2 separate regions of the Mus musculus genome follow, and region 2 is linked to region 1. A link is a contact called in ENCODE Hi-C or POLR2A ChIA-PET data. All regions are on one chromosome and are shown on one strand. The core of a region is the stretch at or near the end of the contact, and the rest is flanking DNA. Distances in the headings are between cores, read along the strand shown. Region 1 holds the start of Pdcd4 (programmed cell death 4). Region 2 holds the start of Bbip1 (BBSome interacting protein 1).

Region 1 (4,963 bases), core at 157-2,656:
TTTGACATTTTGGAAGTCAAGTTTAGACCACATGTTAACTAGAAAATGACCTTAATTCTTCCCTGGGATGCAGTCACATTAATTAGCAACTTGCATTCTGCTAAGAGCACTCTACAACAATAACGCAAAAGCAACCACTACTGAGAGCAACCATGTACATTTATTTTTGCAGCCGTAACAAGTATTTTATTTTCCTCTACTCTTACCACGAGATAGATATAGATATATAGATAGATATCGCACGCATATTATGGATATAAATACGAGCACGAATATATATGCTAGGGCCTTCCCCTAAAATTTCAAACTCTTAAATCAAGAGTATTACAGCTGTGAAGCTATCAAAATGTCTTAAACGCAGCTCGTAGGCCTCACACCCACCCCTCACCCAGGCCCGGAGCCGCATTTTGAATCATTCATAGCAGGTAGTCGACTACAGAGGCTGGTTTACAGAGCCAGTTCCCAAGGAGGGGCTCGGGGAAGATAGGCGAGACCTACATCTGCAGTTCTGAGGCTGTTCAGGGAAAGCAAAAACAAAAAACCAAAACCAAAAACCAAAAAGCACGCCCTCTACGTACATTACAGTAGCGGACAGCCACGGGCAGCAGACACAGCATGCGTTCACAGAGAGGGGGCTCCCTTCTCGGCTTTGTTTTCTCTAGGTTGTATTGTACTTTTTTTAAGGGACCCTGTACAGGAGACTGCAAGGAGGAGTTGGCACAGGGCCGGGAGGGCAGCTGTCCCCGCCCCGTGCCCGCACCGACCGACGCCTGTCCCGCAGGACCCCAACCCTCCGGCAGCGGGCAGGGCCGGCCGAGGCGGACCAGGCCTCGGTTCGGGGCACCGACCCCTCACCGGATCTCCGTCCGGACGACACCCCTCTCCTACCGTCCCGTCCCCCGCGTCCAACTGCGTCGGACCGGGCGCCCGGAGGCTCCTCTCACCGCGAGCGCACGCAGCCACGCACGCCCGGCCGCCGGGGATGGGGCTGCGGAGGAGGGGGCGGGCCCGTGCTGCAGCTCCCCGGCCCGACCGACCCGGCCTCGGAGAGCGAGCACCGGCAGCTCCCCGCAGCCCCGGGCGTTGGGCGAGCGCCGGTGGCCGGAGGGCTCCAGGGCCAGCGTGGACAGGGACCGAGCGTCCCGACCCCCGCGGCGAGGCCTCCACGCCCCCTCCCCCTCCCAACGTGCGGCAGCCTCCGCCGACCCGGGCCTAAGGGACGAGGACGCCGCCCGCCCGAGCGTGCGAGCCGCGCCCACAGTACTGACCCCCTCGGGCCGCCGCCGCTCGCCCGGGTCTCCGGTCCGCCGGGCCCCGACCCCGTTCCTCAGCCTCCGCCGCCGCTGCCTCGGAGCGCCTCTGGCCCCGCTCGCTCTGTTTGTTTTTGTTTTGTTCTACCCAGTAACACGGGGGCGACGGCGTGGCGTCTATTGGCCGAGAGGAGGACGTCCCGCAGCCAATCGTGGCGGCCGAGCTGCAGCCGAGGCGGCGAGGCAGAGCTAGGGGAAGTGAGACGTGGAAATAGGGGCGGGGCTCAGGGGGGCGGGGCGCCGTCGGCGCATGCGCGCTGGGCTTGGGACCCGCTCGGCCACCAGCCAGAGTGGGGGTTAAGTGCAGAGGGCCGGGTTGTGAAAGCGGGCGGAGGGCTGTGCCGGGCTGGGGGCTGGGGGCTGGGGCGCGGCTCGTGGACCAGACCGGCCAGTCCTCTCTACAGGGCGTCTCAGCCCAATTCTAGGGCGGTTGTGGATTTCCTGAGGTCCCCACTATTTCTGGGCGTCTGGGAGAATCTGCAACCACTACTTAACTTCTGCCCGCTGGTCCTTGCTCTCGCGTGGCTCCTGCCGTGTGTCCACGTGCTCAGGAAGTTTCTCGCAGGAAAAGCCTAACCCCTTTGAGATAAAAATCGCTCCCTTTTCCCAGATAAAGAGATACAAAAACTGAAGTCCCTTTGCTAACCAGCCAGGCCACTATGGTGCTTGCATTCTTTCCAAAGCTGGGTTTCTCAACCATGGCTATGGTTTGTGTATTGAATCAGCCCTCTCTAGCTGTCTTCTGTGACGTTTCCTTCTGGCTGCCATCTCTAGCCTTCATTTTGTCTCGGATGTTATCGCCTGAGATAATGTGCAGCACCGTATGTTCTTCCTGTGCACCTGGAAAGTGACTGACCTGCTTTCTCTGGCCATGTTTACCTTTAGTCTGAATGGCAATACCAGAATGTTTCCCTTGGTCTTTTCAGAACTGAACTGCTCGATAGCAACCACCATCCCCTAACGTGGGCCTTTCTACCCCGGCTCTTACTGCCTGGTGTTATCTAATGTTCTTCACACACACACACACACACACACACACACACACACACACACCTTCACAAGCTCCCCACTGCCTCCCTGGAGTGCCTGCTTCTCAGCAGACACCCTAGAGCCCACAGTGCGACTTATAGGCTTCAAGGCTATGTCTGCACACCCTAACCCCTGGATACCCGTCCTCCTGAACCCACTTGGACAGCTCACTGCTCCGCATCCTCCCTTGTGTCTTGCCAGGTCTTTTATCATATCATCTCGAAATGTCTCTCCTAGATGGCCTCTCTGCCTGGTACATCTTATCCAAGTCTCTCAGCCTCCCTCAGTCTTTATCAAGTCTCATGCCAGTATGATCCATTTTCTGAAACCTGATTCCGCGGAGCACCAGCCAGTCTGCAGGGACTGAGGACATTCTGCCCGGCATTGTTTCATCTGAGTCCCAGTCCTGGCTTGTCCCACAAGCCCCGTGTCTCACTCACCCTTAGTATGGTGAGCTTGAGAGGTGCTTTGTAGATATATTATACCCATGTAATAAGTACGCCTTGTGCGAGCTCACAGAGAATCCCAAAAGTCAGTAGTCATCACCGGCTCTTGCTCGGGACTTCCTCACATGGCCAGCATCTAAAGCGTCACTTGGCACATGCTACTACATCCAGGCTTTATAAGGCAACTATCCCAAAATCAGGAGATAAGAATAAACAACTCCCATTTTTAAAAGGGAATCTTGGACCTTTAAAAGAGTCTGTTTAGGAAATCTGCCCCCTGGGAAAATATTGTCTAATTGCTCCCTGGGGGGGAAAAAGGCCTAGTAGAGAATAAAACATTCAAATCCCTTCTGCTAACCATCTCCACCCTCACCCTGATACCTGAAATTCCCAAACACACCTTAGTATGTGGTTGACCAGTTTGGACAAAATAGGAATGATGTTCTTGTCCCAGCTGCTTAGTCTCTCTCTATAACAACCCCACTCTCTCCTCAAGACTTGTTTCTTTACCAGTAAAATTCAGAAGTACATGAATTTTTGTAGTACTTTAATAGGCATCCTGAAAAAAAAATGTAGGGGAGAAACTGTTTCATGGCCACGTCTTGGAAAGAACACCTTTCAACCAAGTTACATTTTCCTTTACTCCTAACTCTTTGGCAACTTTGGTGGCCAGCCTATGAAACTCAATGTCTCTCTATTTATTTAAACACAGAACTCTTTTTCTTCAAGATATCCTGGAATGTGTTGCAAGAAACCACTTTGGGACTATAGATGATGACAGACACTATCACCGACATTCCTTCCAGCCACACTGGATCCAGGAAACCTGTGCTGTTACAGCTAAATGTTCTAAAAGGATAAACATGAAAGAAATGCACTAGAAATAGGAAAGTAACCAGGTACCAAGAACTCTTGCAGAGCAAATCAATCTGCAGCTATTTATTGGCTGCCCAGTCTGTGAAAAGCACCTAACTAATCCAGCTGTGCTCTTGGCAAACTATAAAAGAAGTCATAATCTACTTCAAGGGTTCTCTGGGATTCGTTCAAGTCCTAACACCTTGAGAGGCTCTGCCAAGAACTTAGATAGCACCACAGGAGTCCTGGGAATGATGAACAAGAGACAACCAAATTTTCCTCTAGTGTCAAGGAAGGACTCACTCAATGGGGTATGGGCAAAATAAGAGTCGATCTCAATCGAGGATCTGTCTGTGGTTGCAAAGCTTTGATAATGAAGTTTCCCTCCATCCCACAGGCAAGAGTGACGCCAGATGCCAGGCACGGTCACACCTGTGATTCCAGCAGTTAGCAGAGAGAGGCAAGAGGACTTCCATGTGTCCCAAGGCCAGCCTGGACAACCGCATGAAGCCATCCACTAATCAGAAAAAGGACAGAGAGATGGTTGGTGTTACGTTTGGCACACGAGTAAATGGCCTAGAAATACAGAAATGGAAGTCAAACCGCCGAGGATCCTGCGGCGGTGACCTCGGGGCTCTGGACGAAGCCACATTTGAGATCTGACTCTTAAGCACTGTTCTCACCCTTGCAAGAAACTGAAAAACATCCGCCTTTCTGCAGTGAGAGTAGTAGTGCACTTCCTTCCAGAGAACTTGCAGATCCAACTGGCATCAGCATCAGCCCCGTTTGCCTGCACCCATCTCTTGGCCCCCTTTTTCAGAAGACAAGATTTGAGGAATTTCCACAAGAAGCCACGGCATGTCTCCTTTGGCACAAACGGTGAAACCTGAAACATGGCCTGAAGAGGAAGCTGCAGAAAGAACCTTAGGGAAGCCAGCTGACATTTGCATTGCTTTAAGGTTTACTGAGCACTTCTCTGTATACTTTCACCACTTCCCAGTATGTGGGTAGGACACTCTGTGCTTTAGAGGTGATGGAGGTGAGACAGAAGTAATCACGGGGCTTTTATGTGGAGAGCAAATTTGGGGAATTCCCCTACTTCAAACCTTTCATTTGATGAGTAGAGAATTAGATGCACGGGAATTTAGTGAGTTGTCCAAACCCTCATAACCAGTTACGATCAAAGCCAGGATAGGAAAGAAGGTCTCAGTGCACGGGCCATGTAGGAATCATATGGACAGGAAGACTGGCCGTCTGGAAGCCAGGCTGCACTAGGCCCTTTCTACTGCTCAGCCCTGAGTTTTTCAAATGGCAGTCTTAAAG
Region 2 (4,797 bases), core at 1,586-4,085, 41 kb before region 1:
GACTAGCTAGAAGAGGGAAAGCCATCGTCCTGAGACACATAAAGAACAGCTATCGATTGATTGATTGATTGATTGATTGATCAATCGCAGGACTAGGAAAATCAAACCCAGGGAATTGTACATGTTATGTAAACACTCTACTACTGAGCTACACCCTCAACCCAATGTGATAATATGTTAAATGAATTTCTACAAGCACATCAAAAATCATAATTTTCCTGTTCCTATTTAAAAATAAAGTACCTCAAATTTATGACTGGTTTGAAGTTCACATGCTGACTTATGATCTATACTTGCCACAATTACCAAAAACAGTTCTGATCTAATTTCTGATTATGACATCTAAGAAAAACAAAGTAAAATGTAATCCAGGTTGGAAATACTAATGTCTCTCTTTATACCATCTTTCAATACATACTAACTTCTGAGTAATGAAAGAAAAACACTGAGAATATCATAAAGGAAATGCCAAATGTGACAAATATAGTTTCTTCAGAAACTTAAGCATCAGGGATAAATGTACTTGGCTAGAGTGAGGTCAAGACTAACTTCAAACTGAGATTGCAAGAGTGTGATTTCATGTTACTTTTTTTTTTTTTTGGTTTTTAGAGACAGGGTTTCTCTGTATAGCCCTGGCTGTCCTGGAACTCACTTTGTAGACTAGGCTGGCCTCGAACTCAGAAATCCGCCTGCCTCTGCCTCCTGAGTGCTGGGATTAAAGGGGTGTGCCACTACGCCCGGAATATCATGTTACCTTTAAGTTACATTTAGTCCTTTAAAAGGTAGAAACCTTAAACAAAACCCTTTATTTCTGTCTCTTTTACTTTGCAAATGCATACTCAAACTAAAATAAAAATACTTTATGTCTTAATAAGTTTGGAAGACTTCTCACTGAGAAAGTTTTGAGTGTGCAGCCTAAACCCGTGGTGGTGAATGACTGACGAACGTACGCATTTAGGTAGTTTATCTTTAACTCTCATATGAAAAATAAAAACATTTGAAGAATTCAAATATAGTTGCAATTTAATTTGTAGAGTTGGTGAACATTACAAATTGTGAATAGCTAAACCTCTAAGTTTCTTCAAATACATAGCAAAGAACAGTTACAAAGGCAATGCCAGGGAGGGGTGACTGAAGGAATGAGTGTACTAGTAAACGCAGGTCTTTAAAAATCAAACATCTTTGTCAGGGCTGATGACTTACACACAAAAACACTTGCTTGCACAAGTCTACCATTCGATTCTGAAAAACAGCTAAGTTTTTGATTCGGCAATCCTTCCGGGTAGATGCTAGAACTTCTGACATCCACAAAGAGTGTACGCGATTACACCGGTGTAAGCTCCCAGATTAACCATCCTGCTGCAGACCAATGTACCACACAGTCCACATTTGCAAGCTGATTTTTTACTTCCCTTGAGTCCTCAAAAATACTTGTGGGGATAGGTCGCAAAACAGGGTTTCCTCTTTTATTTTCATCACCTTCATAATGATACAAACCAATGGGAAGAAAATCGAATCTCCCAAATGTAAAGGTGAGATGAGATGAAAAAAAAAAAAAAAAAAAAAAAAACACACCCCAAAAGCATCTTCTTTCCGATTCCCAAATAGACAAGCAATTCCACCTGTTTGTAAACCCCCCACTTGCACTGTTAACACAAACCTCTGCGGAGAGGGACGGGGGAGCGAGGGGAGAGGGAGAGAGAGAGAGAGGCGGGCGAATTACTGCTTTGGAGTCCTTATTCTTCTACCTAGGCATGGGGGAGGGGATGGTACAAAACAATGGATACCGAGGGGCTAGGGGGAAAATCTTTTTGCCCTGCAGCCTCCTGCGTTCCGAGCTGGGGGCGGGGAGTTACACTACTTTTCCTCCAGCCCTCAAAGCCGACACGGAGATTGCCACCAGGCGTGTTTAGCAGGGCGGTCTCTGCGGCCACAACTCCTTTCACTCGGCAACACACCCAACGCCGAACCCACCACTCGTCCCGCAGGGTCTGCGAGGAGGAGACCGCTCAGCGCCGAGGACTTTGGGGTGGAGGCGCAGAGACCCCACCCCACAGCCCTACGGCCGCGCCCGCCCTCCCGCCCGCCCGCCCGCCCGGCGCCAAGCGTCCTCGCGACCCGGGCAGCCCCGCAGTCCCGGCCGGGAGGCGCCGAGAGACCGGAGCAGCCGGAGCGCGACTGACTCGCCGCCCCGGGCCCGCGCCCGCGCCCCGGCGCTGTCCCGGCCGCCCGCTCCGCAGTAGGCCCGGCCCGGCGCTGTCAGGGGGCAGCCTGCCGCTCCCCGTGTCCCGCCCGCCGGCCCCGCGCGGGCAGCGGCTCCGAGGCTCCGGCGCCCCGGGCCGTGGCACCCCGGAAAGCGGCCGCGGCGCCTCCCAGGGCCCCGACCCCTCAGGCCTCGCCCCGGCTCCGGCGGCTCGCGCCTGTCAGGACGTGTGGGCCTCCCCTTACCGACGGCCGGCCGGGCCCCCCGACAGGCAGGAAAGCAGAGAACCGGCCCACGGGCGCTCCTGTGCCGCTCCCGCCCCAGGCTGCCGTCCGGAGCCCGGACTCCACCATCCCTGCTCACCTCCTTCCTCCTCCTCGTCCTCCGCTCCCCGAGCGACGCTCCCCTGCCACCGCCCCCCCGCCCCTCCCCCACTCGCCCCGCCCCTCCACACACTCTGGCTCCAATCGCCCCGCCCCAGCCCCCTTGAGCGAGCCTGGGCATTCGCTAGGGAGGAGGGATGGGCGGAGCCAGAGCAAAAGCAGTCACCCAATCAGAGGGAAACCTTGGCGCCAGCTTCCCTGTCCCCGCCCTTTTCCTTTCCTCCGCGGCAGTGCGCGGTCTCCCGCCCACTGGGCGCCGCTGGCTAGCTCCGCCACAGAGAAAAGCCTCCAGCCGGGTAGAGAAACGACTCCCAGTCGGAAGTTACGGTTGAAGCCCAGGCAGCCATAATTGATGATGGCAGGAGGCGTTTCCTGTCACCCGTTTGACGTACGTTTTTCCTGCTTTTGGTTCCCCGTTACCCCAGGCAACAGCAGAGCGGTCTGGAAAGGGATGCACCTGTAAGTATACTTACGGAGGATGTGCACACACACAGTCCACACTGGGCGAGTTAATTCGCGATCGGGAACTGCCGGTTTGCTTGCCAGACCCTTTACGGAGCCCCTGATCGCTTACCTAGAACTACAGTTTAGGGCTTCAAAACTCCCTCGCACCGGAAGTTGCGCTTGCACTTCCTAGTAGGGTCATGGCCAGGAGGTGGGAGTAGCCGGACCCCGCCTGCGCCCCAGGGGGTGCCTCCTCTCCCAGAGCTGACGAGTGAGGTAAGTGTCCCTGACGCCCTACAGCAGGGCCGGCCAGGCCGGATGAACCGCAGGGAGGGAGCTGGGAGAAGACTAAGCGGAGGCCCCGGGCCGCTTCCGCTGGCAGAGGGTTTCCTTTCCGGCTGGTGGGGCGGTGGCCAGCCTTCCCTCCGCCCCTCTGAGGTTCCCTGTAGGGCGAGGCAGCCGGATCGGCCGCCGGGCGAGGCCAGGCCCGCAGTCCCTAGGTCTGCACAGTGGGGCACGGTGCACGCCTCCTCGAGTTCCTGTCGAGTACAGTACTTTCACTCCCTGGCCTTTAGAAACTCCAAATTTTGGGAACCAAAGAAACCGGTTTCCACCCCAGCTATCAAAGAAAAAGATGACTTCCCTGAGCCAACCCGCAAAGCAAAACCTTCCCTTTCATCTTTGATTTTTCTTCCCTTTCTGTCCTGCCTCCCCTTTCTGAGCTCTATGTAAGCTTCAACTAGAAGTCTGGGTTAGGGTATATTGAAGTAGTTAGTCCTGGGTGTTTACGATTGTGAATATCCTTTTAAAGGACATTTTAAAAATATTTAAAATGCTTTATGTGTCTCCAAGACATTGTCTCATGTAGTTCCTTCTGTGGACGTTTGGAGTCAAGAAGTCAATCGTTCTGATAACTACAGATTGGATTCCTAAAGGTGCAAGAAAAAAAAAAAGAACAATTTTCAGGTAAATTGAAATATGCTTATACCTAACCAAACGAAAATTAAAGTACAAATCTACCTTCTCTACCTATGTTCCAGAAAAAAAAATGAAGTAATCCTGTTCTCCTGAGGTTTACTGTTGTAGTCAGCTGTCACCTTTTGTGATGTGTGTCCATTTACCTGCTTGGTAATTGTTAAGATTCTGCTATGTACACATTTCTTTCCTATTCATATTCCAACTTTAGTACTATCTAGAAGTCATTTATAGGTCTGCAGTTAGGCAGACCCTAACATAAATTTGCTAAGAATTTCGAAGTTGAGAATCTGCAGAATACAGTATTCTTACAACCAAGAAAAGTGGCAATTTTGTAAAACAGAATACAGAGAATATATAAATCAAACTCCTGTCAAAGTTTTGTATTATACATGGACATTGCCACCTTAGAACTTTAGATCGTCTTCCCCTCTGCGACACTGACATTTTTAAGAAGTCATCACAGAGGTATTGTTGGAAAGGGATTCCTTTTCTTATTTCATGCAAACCAGAAGTTAGACTGGAGGCCTGACTGACTGTGTAAGTACTGGGTTCTCAGACGCAGCTCCATGTGCCGGCGCCTCCTGTCACTAGTAGAGTCCATCCCACCTGTCAAGCTGAGGGTTTGGCTTTGATTTGCCTCTGTGTGTAGAGTATTTCATAGTGCTCTAGGCTGGCAGTATAGACTGTCTCCCTTTAATAAATGTTGCTACTTTGCCTATGCTTTAAGCTGATGCAATGAAATCTACAGCAGAGTATACTGATGTCAGCATAGTTTCTTGAGTTTCAAGT

What was found. Hi-C counts contacts between places; a loop is a spot of excess contacts on that map. ChIA-PET counts read pairs that join two places held with the same protein, here RNA polymerase II (POLR2A).
Region 2: a loop to region 1 is called in a map of heart, with 4 times the contacts of the local background. The contact joins the promoter of Bbip1 here to the promoter of Pdcd4 in region 1. A Hi-C loop is called at or near these places in 7 of 37 maps with a recorded cell type or tissue (adrenal gland, gastrocnemius, heart and 1 more). POLR2A ChIA-PET finds 5 or more read pairs at or near these places in 3 of 5 experiments (Patski and embryonic stem cell).

The regions. Positions count from the first base shown.
Region 1 is chr19:53,899,794-53,904,756 of GRCm38, reverse strand. Pdcd4 (programmed cell death 4) reads right to left here and starts at 1,406. Exons shown (of 12, transcript NM_001168491.1): 1 at 1,269-1,406. Gm30990 reads left to right here and starts at 153. Exons shown (of 8, transcript XM_030251154.1): 1 at 153-174; 2 at 685-4,963. The coding sequence starts at 153. The coding sequence ends at 1,886.
Region 2 is chr19:53,942,665-53,947,461 of GRCm38, reverse strand. Bbip1 (BBSome interacting protein 1) reads left to right here and starts at 2,835. Exons shown (of 4, transcript NM_001195338.1): 1 at 2,835-3,306; 2 at 3,883-3,996. Shoc2 (Shoc2, leucine rich repeat scaffold protein) reads right to left here and starts at 2,586. Exons shown (of 9, transcript NM_019658.6): 1 at 2,449-2,586.